2 separate regions of the Mus musculus genome follow, and region 2 is linked to region 1. Evidence: chromatin contacts called from ENCODE Hi-C data. All regions are on one chromosome and are shown on one strand. The core of a region is the stretch at or near the end of the contact, and the rest is flanking DNA. Distances in the headings are between cores, read along the strand shown.

Region 1 (5,144 bases), core at 1,826-4,325:
GGAAATCAGGGTAGATAACAAGTACCAACTTCCAGTCATCATAACAAACTGCTGTACATCACAGATAAAATGAGGGGGATAGACAGAATACAAAATTGTCACCATTTCATCCAATTAAATTTTTTTATAATTTCTGGCTGCCAAAATATTTTTCCAGGTTGTATATATGGTTCAGTGAATAAAATGTTTGTGAGGCAATTATGAGGGCTGGTGTTCAGACACCCAAAATTTACAGAAAAAGCTGAGCAGATGTTGAGGCTACCTATAACCCCATCATTCAATGATCTTGAGAGAGAGAGAGAGAGATATCTACCTAGATTAGCTGATGGGTAAGTGACTCTGCATCAGAAAATAAAGCAGTGCAGAACAAATATAACATGAGGTCTCCATAAACATGCACACACATGTAAAGCATACACATGCCAGCACATGTGAATACATATACACTCATATATAATACACACACATACACACAATATTAAACACGTTTTTCCTGTGCTATGGATCAAATCTAGGGACCGATACATGCTAACTACCTCACTAAATCATACACCCAAACCCTAACTACCAACTTTTTAAGAAACCCCAAGATCTCGAATACTAAAAGAGAGGAAGAACATCTTTAAACTCTTCCTGGTGCCTTAAAAGAAATAAAACTAAATCCTTATTTCAGGCATCCTGTTCAGACTAGTTGAAATACTAAAAGAGCAGGAAAGATGTGGACAGCGGCAAGCATACCCCAGAGTGGGATCAAGAAGATACATTTGATGTGTTATTATGCATGTGTCTGTCTGTGAACTAAGCCTATGGTCTACAGCCATCTACCCTGTATGTACTACCCACTTCTGTCTGAATGATGGAACAGACTCCCACTTGATAAAAGCTCAGTGAACAAGTGAATTCTTCTTAGAGTGACAGGTAAGTGAAGGAGCTTGCTGGTTTTTCAAAAAGATAATCTGGTGGGGGCAGTAAACAAGATGATTCAGCTGATAAAGATTGCCACCAAGTGTGACAACCTTAGTTTAATTCCTTGAACCCACATGACTAAAGAAGAATACCATCTCCTTCAAGTTGCCTTTGGCATACTTGCTGTGGCATGTGTATCATTCACATACACACAACAAATAAATAAACAAGCAATGGGCCAGAATCCTCTCTGAGAGGTATCCTGTATTGTGACATCTCTGTTTTTGTTGTTGTTGCTGTTGTTATTTTGCTTTTGGTTTTAGTTTGATTTGGTTGCTTTTTGAAACAAAGTCTTACTATATAGCTGTGACTGGTTGTGTACATAGATTAGCCTGCTTCTGTCTCCAAATGTTGGGATTAAAACTACACAGCCACATCTGGCTGTATTATAACATGGCTTCATTTATTCCCACTTAAACACCTAGAGTAGGTTACATTAAACTGCAGTGTCTCTTTGTTTCCTGTAAAAGAACAAAACCCGTGGTATTACAACATTGAGAAGACTATACATGCAAAATTATGAGCAACATGTAGGACACATTGGTCAGATTATGAGGCGCCTTTTATCTAGAATGCTTTTGGGTTTGGGATTTAGCTCCATGGCAGAGTGCTTGCCTAGGTTCAGTCTCCAGAGTTAAAATGAAAACAATAAATCCTTCATGACGTTGCAGTCATAAGCACCCTCTTTATATATTTATCATCACTTTCATAGTGCTTTGAAATTACTAGCACATACTTTATAGGGACATATATTTTCTGCTATCATGTAGAGAGCTTCTGTGAAAAGCAGAACTAGTGTGAGAGGATTGAATGAAGTTTCCAGGATTCCCTTCTTAACAAAGAATATAATTATGCTCTTCCTAAGTTGAAATTTTGCAAATCAATATTTTGCCATCTCCTCCTCAGCTTCTTTCAGCCTTCCCTAATTCAACAACAGGGGTCAGCTGCTTCCATCCATTGTTTGGGTGCAAACATCTGTATCTGACTCTTTCAGCTGCTTGTTGGGTCTTTTGGAGGTTAGTTATGATAGGTCCCTTTCTGTGAGTCATCAAACCCAAAAACTATTGTAACTGGATGCATGGATCTAGATGCTTTTCCCCTGCTGTAATTACAAACCCACACTCTAAATGGGTGCCACAGGCCCTACTATTACAACATTCTTCTGTGAAGTCTCTTCACTGCTCTTTTAATGTCCTTGTTCCTCAAGCTATAGATGAAAGGATTTAGCATAGGAGTGACCACAGTGTATATCAGTGAGGCCACTGCAGTACTTCTGGGAGAATGTGATACAGCTGAACCAAGATATACTCCAATGGCTGTTCCATAAAATAAACAAACAACTGACAGATGAGACCCACAGGTAGAGAAGGCTTTATACCTCCCACCTTTCGATGGTATTTTCAGAATGGAGAAAACAATTTTATAATAAGAGAAGAAAATTCCAGATATAGGAAGTAAACCAGATATAGCACCAACAAAATACATGACTATGTTATTAATGAATGTGTTAAAACAGGCAAGATTAAGGAGTTGTGCAGGGTCACAGAAGAAATTTGAAATTTTTACATCCTTGAAGTAGATGATTTGTAAGGCAATGAGATTGTGTGCCTGAGAATCCACAAGACTAATCAAAAGAGACAGGCAAACTAAAGAGCCACAGAGGCGAGGATTCATGATGAGTGAGTAATGCAGTGGGTGACAGACAGCCACAAATCTATCATAGGCCATCACAGTCAGAAGCAAGCCATCCATACATCCAAAAAGGATCAAAAATGACATCTGTGTAAGGCATCCCACATAGATTATCTCTTTGCTGTGAGTTTGGATGTTCACAATCATCTTTGGGACTGTGGTAGAGATAAAACAGATGTCAGCCAAGGACAGATTGCAGAGGAAGAAGTACATGGGAGTGTGGAGGTTGGAGTCAGAGTTGACAGCCAGGATGATGATCAGGTTACCAAGCACTGTAACCAGGTACATAGACAGAAATAACCCGAAGAGAATGGGCTGCAGTTCTGGATCATCAGAGATTCTCATGAGATGGAATTCTGAGACTAGTGTTAGGTTTTGAAGTTCTATATTGTTTGAACAGCTTTTGAAAATGAACATAGTGTTAATAAAAATGACAGAAGTTTACTATCACTCGACACTGTATTTTGGATTAAAGCAACTGTCTTGTGAAATGATCAAATGACTACATTTTTGGCAAAATTACTGATCTTCTGCAATCTCACTATTCCTTTTTGACTTAATTTTTGACAATTCCATACATATATACAATATATTATGATTATATTCTCCCATTACCCCCATCAATCCCCATCTCAGTTATGGTGACATCCTTCTGATACCATCTAGTTCTCTTCTTTCATACTTTTGTATAGGTCATGTATAGGTGGTCACAGCTTCTATATAAGCATGCATGTAATAGCCATGCCATATCCAGGAGACAACATTCACAGATTTCTCCCTATTCTCCAGTTTTTTTTTTTTTTTTTTTTTTTTTTTTTACTCTTTTCACCTGATTTTATTTGATGCTTCCCTAGATCATGGGTAATGTGGCATAGATGTCCCACTTAGAGCTGAACACTTAACAGTTACTTGTTCTTGTTCTCAGCACTTGAGCCAGTGTGAGTCTAAAAAAGGAAGCTTATCTGACCAAGGATATAAGCAACACTAGTCTAAAGGCATAGAAACAAACTCATCTTCCACTGACATGTGTTAGCCATCTCTTTCTACACTCACTTACATTAGTAAAGGTGTACAAGACCAAAAACGATATATAAGCCATACTTTGATCACAAAATAATACAAACAGAAATATAATTGAAAAAACAGAAAAAGATCCTTTCCATGATGAGAAAACACAATTATAACTAAAGGAAATTAAAACACTGCGAAAATACACTATTAATCTAAGATAGTGTAAGAATTGGCTATTGATAAAACTTCTGTAAGACTAAAGATCACATTGCTGAGATTCAAAATAGCATAGTTCATAATCACAGAGAAAATTTCTAGTTTCACTCATGGAGTTTTTTTTTTAATTATTTGATTTTTTATTCCACGAATTCTTGATAATAAGGGCTTACTCAAACTCACAGCTTCTGATACACTAACTTTGACTCTGGTGGACTTCCATTTTGATGGATGTGCATTTAACCCTAAAGTGCCTTGGCATAAGGCACTGGTGAGAAACACAGCTGAAATAATTAAACAATAATGAACTTACTTTATAGAATGTTGTATTAGCCACATACAATCCTATGAAAATATCCAATGCCTGAGATCACCTTTGCTATTTTTAATATGATATCACATCCTTTTTATGATCATAAATTCTTACATACACATATGAGAAATACAGCACTTGGAGTCTTCCAGAAGGTTTGCAATCTAGTTGAAAGTACTTTGTACCAATCCTCACTGCTAAAACAAGATCCTTTGCTTAATGGTATGGGGGAGATGCCTACAGGACTGATAACCAGTGTGGAAAGAAAGCAGACTCTGAAAGTTCCTAGAATTCATCCCAGTTCCAAAAATCAGCTCAGCCCTTGGAGCAGAATCTTTGCATGCTTGTATCCTCCACTCCATCCCAACACTCATACCTCTTGAGGACAATGAAACAATGACCTTGACAGTCTCTCTACCCTTCCACCATCTCCATTAGCACTTACTGGCCTAGGCTGTGTCTCTGCAGGGACATTACCAACTGCTTCTTTTCTTCCTGATAATCACAGAAGCCATGGCTTATATATTCAGATCTTGAAAAAAAATGCAGGCTCAAGCCAATGAAGGTGCCTAAAAGTTGTAAGAGACATTAAAGCCTGGCAAAGTACAAATCTGAAGGCACTGGCTAATTACTTCAATTGTGTGACCTTGGGGGCTCAATTCACACAGCTCCGAATTAGCCAATTGGTCCACCTTATCCCTTTCTTTGGGGACTTGTTACTATTAACAGTAAAAGGAAAAGAGAAAATGTGTTTGGAGATTTCAGGAAAGTCTTATCCATAGACCTTTCAACTTTTCTTATTTTTTATTTTTATTTTTCATACATGAAATAAAATTCAATTGTCAGCACTTATTTCAAAGGGGTTTTGTTTTGGCTTTAAAATTATTTTATTTTTTTACATTCCAGCTATTGCTGTCAACTTCAGTTTCCTAACCCAAATTTCCTC
Region 2 (4,681 bases), core at 101-2,600, about 91 Mb before region 1:
CTTTTGGACCACAAGTCAGCATCTCCCATGAACACTGCATAATCCAGATGTCTGCAAAGAGATCCTCAAGGGTCTACACACTTCCCCTGCACAGTGAAGCACTTGCCAGCCCCACCCCAGTTTTCTAACGTGGCTGTCAGCAACCTCCCTCTGTTGAAACCCTGTTCTCTCCGGGACCCCTAACCTCCCTAGCCAGCCACCAGATGGTTCTCCAAGTGGGATATCTGATCACTAACACTTGGGAATGTATTAGAAGTCCAAGTGTTCAGGTGTTAACTGAAACTCATAAAAACAAAACAACAACAAAACACACACACACACACAAAACACCCCAAAACCTGGGAGTGTCATCTTGTGCCCACCCCCATTGGTTTTGACATAGGTTGTCTTTATCTGTGGCCTGGAAACTCACTATGTAGACCAAGCTGGCCTCTAATTTCCCAGCAATCCTTCCAAGTGCTGGGATTTCACTCATGAGCCATCTCTGCAGGATCCCCCACCAGCACCCCTTTTTTTCAAATAGAAAGCAAGAGGGGCAGGCCATAGTGGCTGGTCAGGGGCCCAAGCCCAGATTCCCAGGCACTCACCCATATACACAGTGGGCTGCTGTAATCACCCACCATTTGCTGATGAGGGAGCCACCACAGATGTGCTGCTTGTGGACCTGCAGGCTCACCTGCCACGGCCACTTCCTCGCTGGCGCAGGCCTTCCACCAACTATCCTTGCAGTTCTGTGGCCACAAGCTGGAGCAGGTTAGTGAGGGGAGGGCCTGAAGGTAAGCTGTTGCCGCTCCACCACCCGCCAGATCCTCACAACCTGGAGCACAAAGCTCTGACCCCCCGAAAATCCCAGGGCAGGTGTGAGTGGATCTCAAAGACTCATCAGGGAATGGTGTGTCCTCTCAGCCCCAACCCCCGGGTCCAGGCCAGTTCAATGCGGGGGGGAGGTGGGCGGGGCGGGGCGGGGCGGGGCGGGGCCGGCCCAGAAACTTCACCTGAAGTGGGTGGAACCCATGTTGGAAACGGTTGTCTTGACAGACTCATGGTTGAAAAAGATTGACCTGGAGTAAATGCCATCGAATCAAGGGGCCTCGTGCTGTCCCCAGGCTTGCGGGGCAACGAGGTCTCAGGCATCCCTGTGAGTGGCCTCTCTTGTGGGTTTACACCCGAGTCATCTAGGCCATTCTCTGAGGGGAGAGGAGAAAGAGACGGCGTCCCTGGAACCATACGAGCCTTGCCCAATCGCGTCTGAAGCAGCAAGAGCCAGACCAAAAGGCCGAAGCAGTCACAGCCCTGGAAGGCCATGCCACCGCCAAGGCCTCAACCTGTTGTAGCGCCTCCTCCTCCTCCTCCACGTGGCCGTTGCCTAGGCTACGCACAGTTCTGCAGGAAACGGGTGGTTTCATTTAGCGCATCACCCAGATCCCAGTTCTCCACTCTCTCCACCTGATCCACGACTGACTCCCAGACAGCAGAAGCAATCAAAACTAAAACTCTGCCGGGCAGTGGTGGCGCAAGCCTTTAATCCCAGCACTTGGGAGGCAGAGGCAGGCGGATTTCTGAGTTCGAGGCCAGCCTGGTCTACATAGTGAGTTCCAGGAGAGCCAGGGCTATACAGAGAAACCCTGTCTCGAAAAACCAAAAGAAAAGGAAAAAAAAAAAAAAAAAAAAAAAAAAAGAAAAAAAAGAAAAAAAAAAGAGTAAAACTCCTTAGCAGATATGTTGTACCTGAGGTTCCTAATCACTGCGACAGGGTGCACACTGCTACCTTTTTGAAAAATCGACACCCACAAGGTCTTCAAGACCCATTAGCCATGTCAGTACAATCTAAACTAAAACCACGATGAGACATCGGTATCAGGCTTTCAAAAACAAACCTGTAACAATCTCAGATGCTGGCAGTGGTGCAGAGATAGAAAGACTGCCTGCATACTGCGGTGGGGATGTAAACACAGCCACTCTAAAAAGCAGGCGGGCAGTTTATTATGCAATTACCATACACTCCATTAATTACATTCCTGGATGTTTAGTCCAAAGAAATAAAGATTTATGTTCTATTAACCTGTATAAATGCTTATAGTATTAACATCTTTATTCACCAGCAGCTAAAAATAACGCAGTAGTAAGACTCTTTGCCTCCCTAAAACATACGTGTTCTAATCCCCGGAACTTGTAAGTAAGTATGTTACTGTACTCGGCCAATGGAAGCACAATAGATTAAGTTAAGGCTCTTGATATAAGAAGATTATCTGGGGGCTGGAGAGATGCCTCAGTGGTTAAAGAGACTGACTGCTCTTCCAAAGGTCCTGAGTTCAAATCCCAGCAACCACCTGGTGGCTCACAACCACCTGTAATGAGGTTTGATGCCCTCTTCTGGTGTGTCTGAAGTCAGCTACAGTGTACTTATTTATAATAATAAATCTTTGGGCCAGAGCAAGCAGAGACTGAGTGAGCCGGACCGACCGGAGCGAGCAGAGGTCCTAATTCCATTCCCATGGTTTTAGGATTTCAGACCTCAGAGTTATAAAATATAGGTGGGTTGTTTCAAGCCACTAAACTGGTGGCAAATTATTACTGCTACAAAAAAATCAATACAAATCCAGACATCCTTTCGTGGAAGAATGGTTAAACAGCCTTGCACTCACACTGTTAAACTTGAGAATTTCCAGGAGAAAAGACCAACTCTACAATTGTTTAATTAAAGCAAGCTGGATTTGGGGTGTGTCTGGGACTGGCCAGCCAGCTGTCTCACCCTAAACTGAGATCTAAGGGAGATCTATAGGCAGATAAAGTGTTCCCAGAGGCAAGACACACATTGTTAGGAAGATACAATGGAAGGGAGGGAACAGGGTAAGGATGTTCATCGTGTGTATGTGGTCATATGTTTAGTGTAGGCTGAAAAACATCAAGTCTAAGAAATAGGATTTCATGTGTGGGGGTGGGGTGGGGTGTGTGCAGCCCTGGCTGTCTTAGAACTTGATCTGTAGACCAGGCTGACCTCAGATTCACAGAGATCTGCCTGCCTCTGCCTCCTGAGTACTGAAATTAAAGGTGTGCACCACCACTGCTGCCTGACACAAAAATTTATTCTTTCTTTTTTTCTTTCTTTCTTTTTTTCTTTTTTTCTTTTTTCTTTTTTCTTTTTTTCTTTTTTTGGACAGGGTTTCTCTGTGTAGCCCTGGCTAATCCTCGAACTCTAAAATCTGCCTGCCTCTGCCTCCCAAATGCTGGGATTAAAGGCATGCGCCACCACTGCCTGGCAAGAATTTATTCTTAATTACAAATAGAAATTAATAAATTAATTATTCTTTAAGTACAAACAGAAAACTTCACCTGCAGAAGATACTGTTCCTGCTTTGGTCTCGCAATAACAAAGTATTGCTGACCAACAGGAATGAACTAGTGGGGAGGAGGAGGGAGAGGAGACGGGGATGAGAGGGCAATAGAGATTTAACATAATCACAGCACACTGTATCTGTATATGGAATTAGCTAAAACAAATTTAAAATATGCATTTTAGTTTTACTTCTAGAAGTTTTCATATTGCTATTATTTCTTAATGTTTTATCGACTAGTCTCTCAGTTGTCACAAATTTGCAAATTCAAGGGAAGCCTGGCCTATGTGAGAGTCTGACGATGACGATGGTGATGATGATGATGGTGGTGGTGGTGGTGATGAAGATATAGGATAACACTAACATCTCAGTTTCCTAAAGTTCCCACATTACCACCTTTCTTGTTTAAGGAAACACACAACTCAAAGAATGAGATTAGTCCTGGCATTGACAAATTTCTAACATAATCTAGCCCAAATCAGCACCTTCTTGGCAACTCCTTTCTGTCCCATCTTCCACGCAGTGAGATACAAGGATTTTGAAGGCGACTCTGCACCATAGACATGATAAGAGAATAAATTTGTGTAGGTGGACCCCCAAACGACACTAAGAACATAAATTGTGAGTTTGAGGACAGGAGAGAAAACTGTCTACAACCTAAAATTAGGGGGTCTTGGCTCCTTCTGCTCAACAGTTTGTTTGCTGGGTTGGTTTTTATTTCATCAATTTAGTATAGATACCAGCAGTTCCTCTCCTTCCTCCTCCTCTTTATTCTATTTTTATTTTATTTTATATGTACAGGTATATTTATACTTACATGCAAGCCTCGTGCTCACAGAAGCCAGAAAAAGGTGTAAAATCCCCTGGAGCTGGAGTTACAGATGATTGTGAGTACCATGTGGGTACTAGGAACTGAACCCAGGTTCTCTAGAAGAGCAGCCAGGGCTCTTAATGGCTAAGTCATCTCTCTGGCCCATTTGTCCTTTCTTTGTTGTGTGTGTATGGGGGTGGGTGTGATGAGACAAGGCCTCTTTACATAGCCCCAGCTGTCCTGGAACTTGTAGTGTAGTCCAGGCTGGCTTTGAACTCACAAAGACCCACTTGCCTCTACCTTCCAAGTGCTGAGATTAAAGGTGGGACACCATTCCAGGTTTCCTTTCTTTTTTTCTTTTTTTTTTTTTTTTTTAAGATTTATTTATTTATTATATGTAAGTACACTGTAGCTGTCCTCAGACACTCCAGAAGAGGGCATCAGATCTCATTATGGATGGTTGTGAGCCACCATGTGGTTGCTGTGATTTGAACTCAGGACCTGTGGAAGAGCAGTCTGTGCTCTTACCCACTGA

What was found. Hi-C counts contacts between places; a loop is a spot of excess contacts on that map.
Region 2: a loop to region 1 is called in a map of regulatory T cell, with 115 times the contacts of the local background. The contact joins the promoter of Prss44 here to the promoter of Olfr873 in region 1. A Hi-C loop is called at or near these places in 2 of 37 maps with a recorded cell type or tissue (T-helper 1 cell and regulatory T cell).

What each region holds. Positions count from the first base shown.
Region 1 is chr9:20,298,142-20,303,285 of GRCm38, reverse strand. Olfr873 (olfactory receptor 873) reads right to left here and starts at 3,075. Exons shown (of 1, transcript NM_146561.1): 1 at 2,116-3,075. The coding sequence starts at 3,075. The coding sequence ends at 2,116.
Region 2 is chr9:110,810,663-110,815,343 of GRCm38, reverse strand. Prss44 (protease, serine 44) reads right to left here and starts at 1,350. Exons shown (of 5, transcript NM_148940.3): 1 at 996-1,350; 2 at 588-744; 3 at 1-51. The coding sequence starts at 1,305.